Regions from separate parts of the Homo sapiens genome. Here all the other regions are linked to region 1. Evidence: chromatin contacts called from ENCODE Hi-C or POLR2A ChIA-PET data. All regions are on one chromosome and are shown on one strand. Each heading gives the region's core, a stretch centred on a gene start or an enhancer-like site at or near the end of the contact. The rest is flanking DNA. Distances are from core to core; before and after follow the strand shown.

Region 1 (2,855 bases), core at 189-2,688:
AGGAATTCATACTGAACTCAGCACACTGAAACCATTTCTGAGACCCAAATCAGGAAGCACTGGAAAGCTGATCCATCTCTCCATTCTGTCTCCAACTTCACTTACTCTCCTGTCTACCTAATGCTTCTGAGGAAGCGCTGTCTTCTGAATGATAAACCAACCTGCGCTAAGTTCTCAGGGATCGCCAAGCATTAATGATTCTGATAAAAGGTTTTTCTCGAGAGCCAATTTAATGGATGACAGAAACTGGATCTCAAACCGACAGAGTAACCAGACTACACAGAAGGGAAGAATGATTAGGCAGGTGAAATAGCGGATCGTCAGCTTAATCAAAAAACCAAACCTCCTAGCCCCTCAAAGCAAAGCTCACACCGAGAATGTAACATTTTGCCAGGTGCAGTATCTTCCTTGCTATTTCTTGCTCCTGGCTTTCCTTGTAACTGGGGGGCTGTTACATCCAAAATATTTCTCCTGTAACTAAATCAACTTTCGCAGAAAGCACGACGAATCGACCATTATCTGTTGACAGCGTGAACACTCAGTCCCAATAGTTTTAAATTCTTTATAAGATGACACGACTCGATTCCGATTTTTCAACAAAAATCTACAAGGACATCTTCGCCAAGGTTTAAGACACGCGGCGTTCTAAACACTTCTTGAAAAAGTGTAAGTGAAAGAAAATGCGCGGTAAAATTTCGCAATTACCGACACAGGGCAACCTGCGTGGAAACGTTTCTTTCTCCCCATCCTTCACCGCTCTCGGGAACGGAAAGAAAGCTGGAAGGACGAGCAGCGACCAGGCTGCCCGGTCGGGGGAGGCTGGCGGCGGCGTCCTCGGCCCACACCCCCGCGCCGGGCGCCCTCGCCGCGGAGTTGGCCTATTTACGCCCAGCCCGCACCTGCCTTCTCGCGTCCCGGCGGCGGCAAGACAGGCGCCACGCCCGAGGCACACACGGCTCCCCCTGGCAGGTCGACCAGGGTGCGAGGCCAACACGGTCCCGGGGTCTCCCCGGCAGCTCCTCTCCCGCGCCGGCCGAACTTGCCCCCGCGCCCGGGAGCCGGCCCCTCCTCCCAGGCCCTCCTTACCTGGTCATGGCCCAAAGCGAAGTCCGCGGCGGTGACGCCGGCAAGTCCAACCCGAATGAGTGTGGGTGCGACAGGTGAGTCCCTGCCCCGAGCCCGCCGGGTCCCCGGCCCCAGGAAAATCTGGTCGGCTCGCCCTCCCCGCGGGGGAGTGACCATCCGCTCCCAAGAGCGGGAACCCCGACCGCCGCTCGCTCCCGTCTTGCACCAACACCAACTACATCCCGGGAGCGGCGCCCATCTGCGCCCGCCCCGGGAGAGCCAGGAGCGCAACAAGCAGCGGCCCCGCTCGCCGAACGCCTGAACCGCTAGGGTCTTTAGCACTCCGCCACCGAGGGGAACTTGGCGCGTTTTCCTCAGTCTCAGGACCCCCGTGTTTTAGCCTCCGCCCGCGCCAGCGCTGCGATTGAACGTGGCGTCCTTTGAAATTGCCGGTTCCAGTCTCCACGCTGCAGAGACACGAAAGGCAGGAGCCGTCTCGCGACGGCCACTCGCCCCTGGCACGCACGGGCTCCGGAGCCAGCTGGGACTGTAGTTCCCCAAAAGCCTAACGGGTTCCACAGTTTCAAACAACGCAGGCACAGAGCCGGGCAGCTCGTGCGGGTCCTCGCTGAGGGCGCGCGCGAGGTGCTAGCGGCCTGGCTGGCGGGCTCGAGCCTCACACCCTTTTTTTAACCATTCGTGCGCGCGAGTTGAGGGAAAAGCGTACGGGTCGGGAGACGGGACAGAGAGCAGACGGGATGGGCCACCACCTCGAGAAGGAGCCCAAATTCACCAATCCATGATGAACAATCCCCAAAACCGCGCCTCCCACCGCCCGGGGGAAGCCAATCAGAAGTACCTAGACCAAAGCCAATTAGATGGGCGGGAGCAGCAAGCCCATCTAATAGCAAAAAAGAAGAAAGGTGGGCTCCAGCCAATCATTGTTCGACATACGGAGTGTTCCTCAGGCGCGGTGCCCCTCCTTCCGCTCTCATTGGCGCTCGAGTGCGCGCTTTCGCTGCCGACTGTTAAAATCTTGTTTGGCGTTTTGTTAATCCTCGACGGTGGGACGCCGCGGAGGGTGCGGCTTCCGGAGCGAGGCCCTCGCGGTAAGCCCCGCCTCCGTTCGTGCGTACGCGCCCGGGCGGGGTTACCAAGAGAGCAGCTTCGGAAAATGGCTGCCCGGCTGGACGCCGCCGCGCTTGGGCTTTCAGTTCGGAGTCGCGGCCACACTAGGCCTAGGGCCATCCAATGAGACAAGGCGCTGCCACGGATAACAATACATGCTCAGGCGAATGCTGTAGAGCTGAGGCCCGGTCCTCAGCCCCTGCTCGCCTCATTTTCGCCTGTTTACCTCTTCCCTTTCTCGGCCGCAGGAGGAAACGAAAGAACAGTTTCAGGCCCAGCTCCGGCCGCGGGAGCTTCCCAGGGTTCCCGCGCGAGCCCTCCCAAAGGGTTCAGGAGCGGCAGGCAGGCCTCATCTGGTTGTGTGCTTCCTTTTGTGTTTGTGTGCCTGCTTTGGTGAGGTGACCTCAGCTCAAGTGCTGCAGTTAAGCAGGATACGTTCAGCCCAAATCCATTTAATCAAGTATTTTTAAGGTGCCTACTATGTGCCAGGCATTTTTCAAGGCGCGAGGGATGTAAAGGCATTCCCTGTCATAAAGGAGCATTACATTCTGGAGAGGGAGATACAAGTGACGCTAAGATAAGTGATAGATACGATAGCCTGGAAAGACCTCTTTGAGTTGACATTTGAGCAGAGCTGAATGAAAAAGCTTGGAGGAATCTGA
Region 2 (2,855 bases), core at 130-2,629, 4.6 Mb before region 1:
ATACTCAAAAAGGGTTAAAATGATAAATTTTATACTTTGTATATTTTGCCACAATTTATTTCTTTCTTTAAGATGGTCTTGTGCTGTTGCCCAGGCTGGAGTGCAGTAGTATGATCATAGCTCATTGCAGCCTTGACCTCCTGGGCTCAAGCCATCCTCCCACCTCAGCCTCCTGAGTAGCTGGGACCACAGGCGTGCGCCACCACATCTGGCTAATTTTTTTATTTTCTTGTAGAGAGAGGGTCTCACTTTGTTGCCCAGCATGGTCTCAAACTCCCGGGCTCAGGCATTCCACCTGCTCCCAAAGTGCTGGTATTACAGGTGTGAACCACTATACCTGGTTTACCAAAATATAAAAATAAGAAAAAAAAAAAAAAGAAATTTAAAAAGATACAGACCAAGCACTTAGAAAAATAATTCAAAGTTCTTCTTTCCTAATCTATTAAAGTTCAATACGTAATTTCTTTGCTTAAACCGATCATAATGATTTGCTTCTGTTATACAATAATGACTACCATTTACCGAAAACTAGCTCTTTGCTAGCTACACATCCACAGAGATCAGGTTCAGGGAGGTCATCTAATTGGTCCAAGACACACAATAAGGAGTGAGTGTGTTGGTGGGGGGGGGGGGGGTCGTCATTTCTAGGAATCCTACAATTGGAAATCAAGTCTTTTAGGCTCCAAACACCTTGTGCTTTCCCCAATCCCCAAGCTGCTTATCTTGCTACTTTTTGGGATATGTCAACATTTTTCTTAAAACAAACAAACGAAACTTCTCAATCTGAAAAGTATTGTTTGGTGTTTTCTGGGTTCAGAAAATGTAAGAAGCCTGAGGCATTGCGGAATGAAATTTTCGTTGAGTGTTTACTGTTGATCCACATCTGATACTTTTGAAGGGTTTTTACCCCCTGCAAGAGAGACTAAAAGAGCATTCAGAATTAGTCTAGACGCAGTGTACTGTAACTACTTGGCCGGCCACCTGTAACAGAGGGGAGGAGGGTCTGCACTTAGTTGCGGCAGTTATCCGGAGAATACGGCCTTCCAGCCCCTCTGCCACCAGACTCCCCACGCCCCAGGTACGCGCCCCGCGGAGAGACCCAGCGCGTGCTCGTGCGCAGGCGCAGGGCGACTGTCACCCGGAGTCTGTGGTTTGTCGCCCGGCGCTCTGGTGTCTCGATGTAGTTCCCCTGGCTTCTCCTTATCCGCCTCGGGCAGGGGGGTCGCCACTGCCCCTTCTCCAGGCTCTCTCCAACCCCTGCCCAGGCTAAGCCCGGCGCGGCCCTACTCTCTGACCCCGCGTTGCACAATGCCCGAGCAAAGTCTCCAGGGGTGTGAACCCCGGCGTCCCTGCCCCTGGGCGGGGACAGGCGGCGGCCAAGCGGGGAGTCGAGGCGGCGAGCGCGCAGCTGGCCTAGTCTGCGGTCCCCAACTCCTGGAGTCCCCTGGGAGCTGCCGCTGCAGGCCCCCGAGCCGCTAGGCCCCGCCGCCAGGCCACCGCTGCTGCGGCAGCCATGGCGGAAGTTCATAGACGTCAGCATGCTCGGGTTAAAGGAGAAGCCCCCGCGAAATCCTCCACACTCCGAGATGAGGAGGAGCTGGGGATGGCGTCGGCCGAAACGCTGACCGTGTTTCTGAAGCTGCTGGCCGCCGGCTTTTACGGCGTGAGCTCCTTCCTGATCGTGGTGGTGAATAAGAGCGTGCTCACCAATTACAGGTAGGGCCGAGGCGGCGGCGGCCCAGGCCGCGGAGGAGGAGCGGGCGGCGGCGGCGGCGCGGCGCCGGCTCCCTGGACTTTGACTGCCAAAGTTAAAGCCGAACAAAGTTGGGCGGGAGCTGGGGAGGGCGGGCGGCTGACGCGCGCGGCCCGGGCAGCGGAGCCGGCCTGGCGAGCGGGCCTGTGGCAGGGGTCCGCTCCCTGCGCGGAGCTCCGGCCGGCCCGGCACATTTGGGGCTCGCCTGCCATGCCCTGGGCGCACCGCCCCGAAAACCCTGCCCTTCAGAGAGATGGAGCAAAGTGATTTGCTTGGTGACTTTTGAGCCGTTATGCCTGTCGATCAGGGAGGAGAGCGAGGGAAGCCTCCCTCCTCCGCAGCCTGGACAGGGGGCCGGGGCTTCAGTGTCCCCTGCACCCGCTGACAGCCTCTGGGGACGTACGCATCCTCAACCCAGCAGACAATTATTCCCTTGCTAACACTGGGACCCAGAGGCAGAAGTTGGTTGTTTTTTTTTTTAAGGTGTGTGAAATCGTTGCAGAGATCTGTATCTGCACTGCCTTGAGAAATCCTTTGCAGGCAGCGGACTGAAACTGTAGACTCGGACAAGATGGGACAAGCGGCCGCCCGAGGCTACATCAGCGGGGTGGACTGACAACCAACAGGCAGAGAGTTTTCTCCCAAGATTTTTGTTTGATTTAGGGGCGGACGTTGATGTGGCTTGTATCGGAATGCCTTATTAACGTTGCCGATGTGCAAATTGAATTCACGGAGCTAAGTTAGGTTTGTTCTGATCTTGTTTTTTTCTTTGCCCTTTTTGTAGATTTCCCTCCTCACTATGTGTTGGACTTGGCCAGGTTAGTTGGAATCCTCACCATTACGTGGTTTATGTTGTTAGAACTTCTGTGTGTGTCTTTATGTGTAGAACAGTGAATCTGTGTTCTCTTGTTTACAGATGGTGGCCACAGTGGCAGTTCTCTGGGTGGGAAAGGCGCTCAGAGTAGTCAAGTTTCCTGACCTTGACAGAAATGTACCTCGAAAGGTAAAAGAAGAAAAGCGATACTTTATTTTGTGAAATGAAGTCAGTATGTATTAACATATTTTATCAGTGCCTTGCGTATTTAAAAATTGCAGCCTCAAA
Region 3 (2,855 bases), core at 243-2,742, 3.9 Mb before region 1:
CTCTATGATTTACCTTAAGCAAGTTATTTCAACTTTGTATGCCTCACTTTACTCATCTGTAAAGCAGGAATAATAACAGTACCTATTTCAAAGTGTTACTGTGAATATTGATTACAGAATGAGGTAAAGAGCTTAGCACAATGTTTGCATACACCTGTAAAGGTAGTTCTGTTGTTTACTAATATTATTCAATCAATAAACTGAAGAGCTGGGTCTTTTCCAATTATTTTGTTTTATAGAAGAGAATATGGAAAGATTCCAAATAGTTTTATTGTCTATATTACTATACCTAAGTAAAGGCAGGGCTAGAACTCAAACTCATGGCTTATTCCTAGGCTCTTTTCACTTTATTTTGCTCCCTCCATAATTTAGTCTATATAAATCTGAGCAGTAAAGAGAGAAAAGTTGAACCAAAAAAATGTGTGAGTGCCCACCTGGCTACCAGAACTGATTTTAATTCTATTCTGCCCTCTAATCCAGGGTCACCTCTAACATGTGTGGGGCCACACACTGTAAGTCTAAATATACAAAGATATACATTGAGCTATCTCCTTTACCTTGACAGATATCCCTCCATAACAGCCTGGAAGGTCAGGTTGAATTTAGAATTCTTGAACTCCTTGGATATGGGTTGGCCCTCCTCTTTCCCCATGTCCTTCCATCTCCAGGGACCTGTGAGCAGCCGTCGTGAGCCCTGGACCGCAGCCTGCTTACCCAAGTTCCTCCTACACAAGTCTCTTCACACCTCTCATTGCTGCCTCTTGGTTAAACTCCTTAGGCCTAAGGGTGTGTATGCCTGCAGCACATCCCAGGAAGAGGCTTGTGTGGCCGGGAAGTGGGTTCAAAGCCATTTGGACAGAGAATGTGGGGGTCCAGCAGATGCAAAATGTAGTTTAGAGAGGGGAGCAAAGCTGCTCCCTTGGCCCGGCCAACTCCTTACTTCCTTGGGTGGAGGGCAGCAGAAGGAAGGCCAGGCTAAGGCCCTCTGATTACAGCACAGGGCCCAGCAAATGGATGCATCTTATGCTAAGGGCGGCACTGCTGTAATCATATCATTACATTTTAGGCAAAAGTGGCATGAATATTCCTTTCAAGGACTGAGCGCCTGTCTACCCTCTCTCTTACAGAGTTCTAAGATGAATCCATTGGCCAGTAAGATCTATTTCCTGTCAGTTCTGCAGGAGCTGGCATTTTCCATAGTTATTGATTATTTAGTTAAATACAAAATGGTTCACCCCTCATTAGGGCAATCAGCCTGTCATGATCACCATCCAGTGTCATGCAGCCTAATTCCCAGCTGGCTCGGGGCCTGGTAGAATAGTGTGACTTTATCCTGCAAACCCAAGAGCACTGGCAATTAGTTGCCTTTGTGCTCCATGTTTAGTACTGTAGTATGGCTGCACCTGAAGAACTGGAAAAATAAGCCTGCATAGCCAGGAGGACTCACTTCCTCATGATGGTTATCTGTAGCCGACTTCACAATGCCTTAAGAGAAGAAGGACCATCTATCTTCCATTTCTATCTTAGCAAACATTTACTCAAGTGCTAAGTCCTAATGCTTCATTCTAAAAAAAAAGTACTAATACACAGGGCCACTCTTCAACAACAGAATATCCATTTTCACCCAGCAGCACCCAACCTTTGTTCTGCATATAAAACAGCCCCAGAGCCAAACCAATGGAGAATGAAAAGGACAGTGGAGGGCGTTTGTGGGGGAAGTGAAGACAGTGACTAGTTGCTTGAATATAGCTTTTCTGAATACCACAGTATGTTCATCTTTTGAAAAACATTTAGCATTCTGGGTAAGAATGACCCTTTTGACGTTTTTCACCTGAAAATTCTAGGTGAAAGACTAGGTTTCTCAGTACAATGAGGGAAGGAACACCTCCCCATTCCCCGCCAGTCACAATTACGCCTCCCTGGGATTGTTCTGGGTTGGTCCTTCCTCAGCCACTGTTGTTGCAACCCTGTACTTTACTGACTGCGTCTGTCAGGAAGGAGACAGGAAATTGTAGTCACCCTCACAGCAGCTGCGCCATTCCTCCTATCCTCCTCTAATGACGTTGGTTGGCTTTGGTGACACGAGGTCAGGAACTGAGCCACAGTGAAGGTCAGGAAGATAGGTCACTGTTTATGCCGTTGTTGGGCTGGGGACCCTGCTGAGGCTATTTGCTTTCTTCCTTTCTATACTGTTTCTCTTTCCGTTCCTCTTTTTATAATGGAGAGCCAAAGCATCCTGTTTTCAAAACATCTGACTGTTTTGCCACTGAGGAACTCATGCTCTGATGCATTTTGCTGAAGTGTAAGACAATTCTTCTAATTCAGGAGGTGATGAAAATTGAAACACAAAATTAATGAACAATTCTAAGAAGGCAATCTGTTGTTAAGCAAAACGGCTAGCTCTAACATGTCTAATCGAATTTGGGCAGCTGGCAGGAGGTTCACTAGCCATCCTTTTCATCTTAAATAACAATACCATTGCCTTGTAAAACTTCTGCTGAACTTATTCCATCTTCTAGTAATTCTTGGAGGAAAATAATTTACAAGACTAACCTACCTGGCAGCACCATTCTCTAAAATTCTGGAATTCCATCTGGACTGTGGCCAGCATTAAGGGATCAGAGAAATTTGGGCCAAACAGAGGACGATGTTTCTTAGCTAACTCTCTAGGCTATGAAGTACATTTGAGAAAGTCTTTTAGGAGATTTGAATCACTCAGTTTTCTTCAAAATTTAAAGGATTAAGGAAAACAAACAAACTAAAAAAGCACAACCCTACCTAGATGAAGTAAAGATGAAAGATGCTTGCTTTTCCTCCACCAAACACAGTTAACTCTCTACCAGTTGCATGTAGAC
Region 4 (2,855 bases), core at 108-2,607, 3.5 Mb after region 1:
CTGCTCTTAACTCTGCAACATGCTTTCTATCTCACTATCTTAGTAAGCAACATTCAAGACCTTCACGATTCCGTCTTCATTCAGTGAACATCTGATTACTTAGAGGTTCAAATTGCTTTCTATATCTTAACTCATTCAATCCTTATAGCAACCCCACAAGGCTGATCTTATTGTCAATCTCCATGTTGTAGATAAGGACAGTGAGGCTGAAAGGGGTTAAGTCACTTGGTTAAGGCTCACAACCAGTAGGTAGTAAAGCCAAGATCTGAAACTGGACAGTTGGGCTCCTAAGCCTGTGCCCTTAACCACAACACCATATTGACCCTTCAAGAGTGAAAAAGTATGTGGCGTCTGCCTTAGACAGGCATACTCCCCAGGTGGGAGACACAACCTGCAATAAGTGTGTGCAACCTCATACTATGGGCACCAAGAGAAGAAAGGAAGGAAGGATTAATTTTACAGGGGGAGGAGGGAGAGAATCAGGAAAGCTGCCTGGAGGAGGTGAGCTTTATCCAGTTTCCAGAGCTGACTCACTTTCCTCCAGGTTTCTCTGCAGATGGACGAGTCTTTGCTGAGGCAGGCAGGTAGAAAGGGACTGGAGCTTAAGGGATGCAGTCAAGGAAGTCAGTGAGAGAGGGAGGGCAGGACATTAGGCTTGAAGTGTGTGAGGTGGGCAAGTTAATGAACCTCCAAGAGCCTCAACTTTCTCATCTGCAGAATGGGGATGATAACACCCACCTTCTGAAGCTGTTTGAATATTAAATGAGATAACGTGTATATACTTCCCGACCCAGTATTATTCCTCTTTATTTACCTTTCATAAAACTATTTCACTCACTAAAAATAAATTTAATTGAGCATATTTTTGACACAGTAGCATTAATAATCTTGAGTGTCATTATCAGTCATTCATAATAACAATATAATGAATAATAATGTTAATTGCCATTGACAGCACTAAGTGCTTAAAATGTATGATCCGTATTTATCCAATCTAATCCTCAGAATGTATCTTAAAGATAGGTAAGGCGTCATTATCCCCATTTTACAGATGAGGATAATGAGGCTGAGAGAGATGGAGAAAGATATACAAAGGTCACCCAGCGAGGAAGCGGCAGGATGGGTATTCAGACCCAGGTCTGTTGGTCCCAGAAAAATGTCCCCCCACACAGAGGATGTCCCGTGTTTGCAGTTCATGTTGGTCTTGGCCACGTCCCTCCGCTCTTTCTCAGAAGGAAAACAAACATTCTAAGAGGTCTGCTAGGCCGAGGGAACGCGAACGCCAAAGAGAGGGAGGGAAGGGGCTGGCCGAGGCCGGAGGATGGGCCCAGACTGGGAGGGTGGAGCCGGCTCCTCGCCCCGAGCCCGACAGCCGCATAAAGCCTGCTGCTTTCACTGGCCCGGTGGGGGCCAGCAGGGTCAGGGCCCGCGGAAACCCTCAGCCTGGCGGGCCGGGAGGCCGCGGTGCTGCACTGGCTCGGCGCGCTCCCCGAGTGGCGCTCAGGCGGGGCGCGTTCATTTCATCTACAGACTGTCGGGAAGGCTTCCCGAACTCCTCCTCCCTGCCCGCCTTTGCGCAGGGCCGGACTCTTCGGAAACTGAAATCACGGGCCGCCCGGCCCCCACCAGTCCTCGTGGGATCCGGCCCGGGTTAACCTTCTATGGGGAGGCCCAGGAGGGCCGGGCGGAGCGCCGGGGCGGGCGTGCGCTGACGTGGCGAGCGGCTCCCTCCACCCGCTCCTCCCGCGGGCACTGCCGAGGCCCATGGGCGGGAAGCCGGGCGGCGGGCGGGACGTGGCCTCGGTCCCGGCCCTGCCCCGCCCCGCCGCCACTGAGACTCCCAGCGCCACCAACGTCGGAGTTGCAGTTTCTTTAGCTGTCATATGCAGACAAGTACTACCCACCTCGCCTTTGGAGTGAGCAGCATGTATGTACGGTACCTGACACCTAAGAAATGCTCAATGTATGGTCCCTACATGGTGTCACTGTGATTGTTGTCGTTGTGGTTACGCTGGGTTGGGCAGCTCGCCTTGTGAAATAATGAGCTCCCATTGCTGAGACCGTTCAGGCACAAGTTGAATGAGTTCGGGGGACAAAAAGAAATACGTTAGAACAGGAAGTCCCCCAAATTTGGCATCCCTCAATACCGATCTGGTGACTTCAGAATCACCTGGGAAGCTCAAACAGCACCTCAGACCAGGGATCGAAATCCCGGAAGGCAAGCTCGTCTAAAAGTACAGCTTCATGTGTAAACCACTGATCTAGGCCAATAGTCCCTGCACTTTTCATCTTCAAAGACCCTTCTGTGATTCCCTCCTGCCCCACTGACTGCACAGTGTAAAGTATGTTGTTGACCAAACTAGATTTAACTCACAATTAATTTACTCTCTAACTAAATTATTAATCAAAGCCCCAGAGTTCATTAAACAATTATTGAATACCTACTGTGTGCCAGGCACTGTGCTGGACACTGGTGGTCTGGCGGATAGACAAGGACTCTGTCCTCATGGACTTACCAGTCTGGGGAGGGAAAGCAGAAAATGAACAAGAATTCAAATACTGACACTGAAGCCAAGAGAATCCAGCTGAGCTGAAGGCACCCAATATTCCTACAATGAGCAGATATGGGTGTATCAAAAGCAAAAGCAAATAGAAGCCTGGCACGGTGGCTCACATCGGTAATCCCAACACTTTGGGAGGCCGAGGCAGGCAGATCGCTGCCTGCCTTAGAATATATTGTGATAGAGAAGAGTCCATGAGTTCAAGACCAGCCTGACCAACATGGTGAAACCCCATCTCTACTAAAAATACAAAAATTAGCCGAGCGTGGTGGCGCACTCCTGTAATCTCAGCTA
Region 5 (2,855 bases), core at 146-2,645, 3.1 Mb after region 1:
TTGGTCATGTCATGACTGACTCTTCGGGGAAGAAATTTGTGTTAAGACACAGAAGTGCTTTAGTGGAAAACAGCCCATGATGAGGGAAATTCACCATTTTGCACCTTGTCAATTTTTTTTTTTTTTTTCTGAGACGCTCTGTCCCCCAGGCTGGAGTGCAGTGGCACGATCTCAGCTCACTGCAAGCTCCGCCTCCTGGGTTCACGCTATTCTCCTGCCTCAGCCTCCCGAGAAGCTGGGACTGCAGGCGCCCGCCACCACGCCCGGCTAATTTTTTGTATTTTTAGTAGAGACGGGGGTTTCACCGTGTTAGCCTGGATGGTCTCGATCTCCTGACCTCGTGATCCACCCGCCTTGGCCTCCCAAAGTGCTGGGATTACAGGCGTGAGCCACCGCGCCCGGCCCCTTGTCAATCTTTAAATAAAAAGGAAACGGCTAAAAATGAAAAGATATCCCTAGGCCTTTCTACTCAGGATAACTGTAACCAAACAGCATTATCTCATCTAAACTCAGCTGTGCCTCAAACATTATCACAAGTGCTGGAAGCGTTTAAATCTACAAGCAACACTAGCCTAAAAATGCCTTCGGTAGCCAGACGTGAATTAAAGGCTCCTCAAATGCCAGGAAAATGTCCTACAAGGGTAAGGGGAGGAGAGAAAGAGTACTGAATACAGATAAGTGGGCACTGATCGGAGAGGAAGCAGCACGGGTTCCAGACACCTAATAGGCAGCCTTGGGGATGCAGTCAAGGCCGACCCTTCCCTTCCCTTCCCTTAAGTGGCCGGACGCCTCACCCAGAAGAGGACACAGGGGACTCAACAACGTCTCGGGAACAACGGCCCGGCGGGTGTGAGACTAAGCGGCCAGGAGGAGGAAGGGGAGGAGGAGGCAGGGGAGGAGGAGGCAACGACTGCGGGAAAGGGGAAGGAAGGGCCGGGCCGGGTTGGAGAAGCCTCTTTCTGGGCGTGCGCGCTAAGAGCCTGCGCACCAGCAAAAGCCCCCAGCGCCCACGTGGGACTGAGAGGAGGGTCACTTACAGTACTTGTCCAATCTGAAATTACATTTTAGCTAGACGGATTCTGCACGTAGCCGCGCCGAACCCCACGGCGCCTGAGCAGGGCGGTCCCGGGGCGGCTACAGCCCCGCCTTGCGCGCGATCCCGCCCCCGCCGGCGCGGCCCCTGTAAAGCGCGGCCCCTGTAAAGCGCGGCCCCTGTAAAGCGCGGCCCCTGTAAAGCGCGGCCCCTGTAAAGCGCGGCCCCTGTAAAGCGCGGCCCCTGTAAAGCGCGGCCCCTGTAAAGCGCGGCCTGATTGGCCCTTTGAACCGGGCGTGGGATTGGCCGTCGCCTGCCCACCCCGCGGCTGCAGCGTTCCCTGGGGCCTAGCCAACCGCGGGCAGGGCTGGGCAAGGCGGGAGGAGCGCGGACCCAAGATCGGCTACGCTGCGTCTGCTCAGGCTGCGAGTTCCCGGCTCTGGGGACTCACCTTGCGGAGCTTACCCAGGCGGACTCTCCGCAGCCCCTGATGGGTGTGTGTGTCAGACCGTTTACTAAACACCAGGACTGTTGTAGGCGACTGTAAGAAATAAGAATATTGCATGGTTACAATTCTTGAATGCTTACCTTGTGTCTTGTTCCTTACTCTACAGAAATTTTCTAATCCCGTGGCGAACCCCCGTACTTCAACGTATGACATTCTGTAAATCTACAAAACAGATGGGTCCCTGCCTTTGAGAAGTTTTTACAATTTAGTGGGTACTGGACACGGACCTAATTTAATTCTCACATGCCTTCCCTTTCTAATAAGCTGCATGTTATGTATCCCTATTCTACAGATGTGGGGAATCCGAAATTTTTAGCTTTTACTGGGACACACAGCTAGCAAGCAACTAAAGCGAGAATTCCAACCTGAGCTCCAATCCGAACTATTTTCATAAAAGGCAGGATCCCAGGCTGAGGGAGTTCGAGGTTTGGGAGACAGTTTAGCAGTCGCTGAGTCCAAACATGTTGTTTTCCTAGAAAAGAAAACTGAGATCCAGGAAAGGGAAGTGATTTTCCAAAGACACACCTGTGAAAGGTAATAATTTCACTGAACGGATCTTAAGTGGCAGGTGCACTAAGATTGTCTGCTATCTTCACAACAACCCCGAAGTAAATAAGTGCTCTTATCTTGGTCTTACAGGTGAGGAGAACAGCCCAGTGAGGCTGAGGCCACACAATTAACCCCAGTCTTTGCACTACAACTCTACCAGGGATCCTGGTTTGGCTCATTTTCTTTCTTCTGCACCATGATTGTTCACCTTTTCATTACCAGCAACATACCCAAAGACCTAGCTATAGACTCGTTGGAATCTGTTACTTAGCAGCTGTGTGAATCAAGTGTTCAATAGGAATAATAAGATGTATTCATCTTACCTTTTCAGAACATTATGAAGAACAAATGTGGTAAGACATATGAAAATGCTTTGTAAAGTGTTAGATGCTTAATACACAGAAGACATTGCTTCCAGATCTGTTTCAACGTACCCCAAGAATGGAATAAGTGGAATATGCTGGTTTCATGCACTGTGGCAAGGGGGTCTCATCTTGGCTAGACTTGAATAAGTGGATTTGTTGCCTGGCCTCTGTGGATGGCTCTTTCTCTGGGCTTTTGTGTATTTGATTTTTTATTTGCTCCAGCAGCCGTGTTGAACCATGAAAGGACCTCAGGAATGAAACCCACACACAGCAAAGCAACAAAGTGAAAGAAGCGTGGATTCCTAATGCAGGAGGCACTGAACCAATCAATACCCACTGCCCTCCAGACCTCCACATGAAAGAAAAAAACTGCTGTCCTGTGTAAGACACTTTTATTTTG

Evidence for each region. Hi-C counts contacts between places; a loop is a spot of excess contacts on that map. ChIA-PET counts read pairs that join two places held with the same protein, here RNA polymerase II (POLR2A). Pooled maps may share reads with other maps.
Region 2: a loop to region 1 is called in a map of naive thymus-derived CD4-positive, alpha-beta T cell, with 8 times the contacts of the local background. The contact joins the promoter of SLC35D1 here to the promoter of USP1 in region 1. A Hi-C loop is called at or near these places in 1 of 168 maps with a recorded cell type or tissue (naive thymus-derived CD4-positive, alpha-beta T cell) and 11 of 50 pooled maps. POLR2A ChIA-PET finds 5 or more read pairs at or near these places in 1 of 52 experiments (CD4-positive, alpha-beta memory T cell).
Region 3: a loop to region 1 is called in a map of naive thymus-derived CD4-positive, alpha-beta T cell, with 5 times the contacts of the local background. The contact joins the enhancer-like site here to the promoter of USP1 in region 1. A Hi-C loop is called at or near these places in 1 of 168 maps with a recorded cell type or tissue (naive thymus-derived CD4-positive, alpha-beta T cell), 2 of 37 single-sample maps with no recorded cell type and 7 of 50 pooled maps. POLR2A ChIA-PET finds 5 or more read pairs at or near these places in 1 of 52 experiments (activated T-cell).
Region 4: a loop to region 1 is called in a map of breast epithelium, with 18 times the contacts of the local background. The contact joins the promoter of LINC02777 here to the promoter of USP1 in region 1. A Hi-C loop is called at or near these places in 2 of 168 maps with a recorded cell type or tissue (breast epithelium and naive thymus-derived CD4-positive, alpha-beta T cell) and 10 of 50 pooled maps.
Region 5: a loop to region 1 is called in a map of CD8-positive, alpha-beta T cell, with 35 times the contacts of the local background. The contact joins the promoter of FGGY-DT here to the promoter of USP1 in region 1. A Hi-C loop is called at or near these places in 2 of 168 maps with a recorded cell type or tissue (CD8-positive, alpha-beta T cell and naive thymus-derived CD4-positive, alpha-beta T cell), 4 of 37 single-sample maps with no recorded cell type and 12 of 50 pooled maps.

Annotation. Positions count from the first base shown.
Region 1 is chr1:62,435,632-62,438,486 of GRCh38, reverse strand. USP1 (ubiquitin specific peptidase 1) reads right to left here and starts at 1,438. Exons shown (of 9, transcript NM_003368.5): 1 at 1,087-1,438. RefSeq lists a silencer at 782-841 and enhancers at 1,542-1,611, 1,436-2,203, 2,172-2,521, 2,204-2,855.
Region 2 is chr1:67,052,672-67,055,526 of GRCh38, reverse strand. SLC35D1 (solute carrier family 35 member D1) reads left to right here and starts at 1,379. Exons shown (of 12, transcript NM_015139.3): 1 at 1,379-1,716; 2 at 2,538-2,571; 3 at 2,670-2,756. The coding sequence starts at 1,514. RefSeq lists silencers at 1,275-1,464, 1,755-1,964.
Region 3 is chr1:66,335,373-66,338,227 of GRCh38, reverse strand. All of the region lies in intron 8 of PDE4B (phosphodiesterase 4B), which reads right to left. Among named protein-coding and RNA genes, the nearest start is that of SGIP1, 200 kb to the left of the region's middle. RefSeq lists enhancers at 1,133-1,182, 1,243-1,292. Within about 2 kb of position 1,492, at least 32 of the 41 ENCODE cell types and tissues checked have a DNase peak (open chromatin) inside an H3K27ac peak, as active enhancers do.
Region 4 is chr1:58,902,640-58,905,494 of GRCh38, reverse strand. LINC02777 (long intergenic non-protein coding RNA 2777) reads left to right here and starts at 1,357. Exons shown (of 5, transcript NR_183656.1): 1 at 1,357-1,927. RefSeq lists silencers at 1,264-1,513, 1,574-1,963.
Region 5 is chr1:59,295,090-59,297,944 of GRCh38, reverse strand. It overlaps FGGY-DT (FGGY divergent transcript), which reads left to right and starts at 1,395. Exons shown (of 2, transcript XR_001738089.2): 1 at 1,395-1,576; 2 at 2,181-2,855. It overlaps FGGY (FGGY carbohydrate kinase domain containing), which reads right to left and starts at 851. Exons shown (of 16, transcript NM_018291.5): 1 at 795-851. RefSeq lists silencers at 810-899, 910-1,449.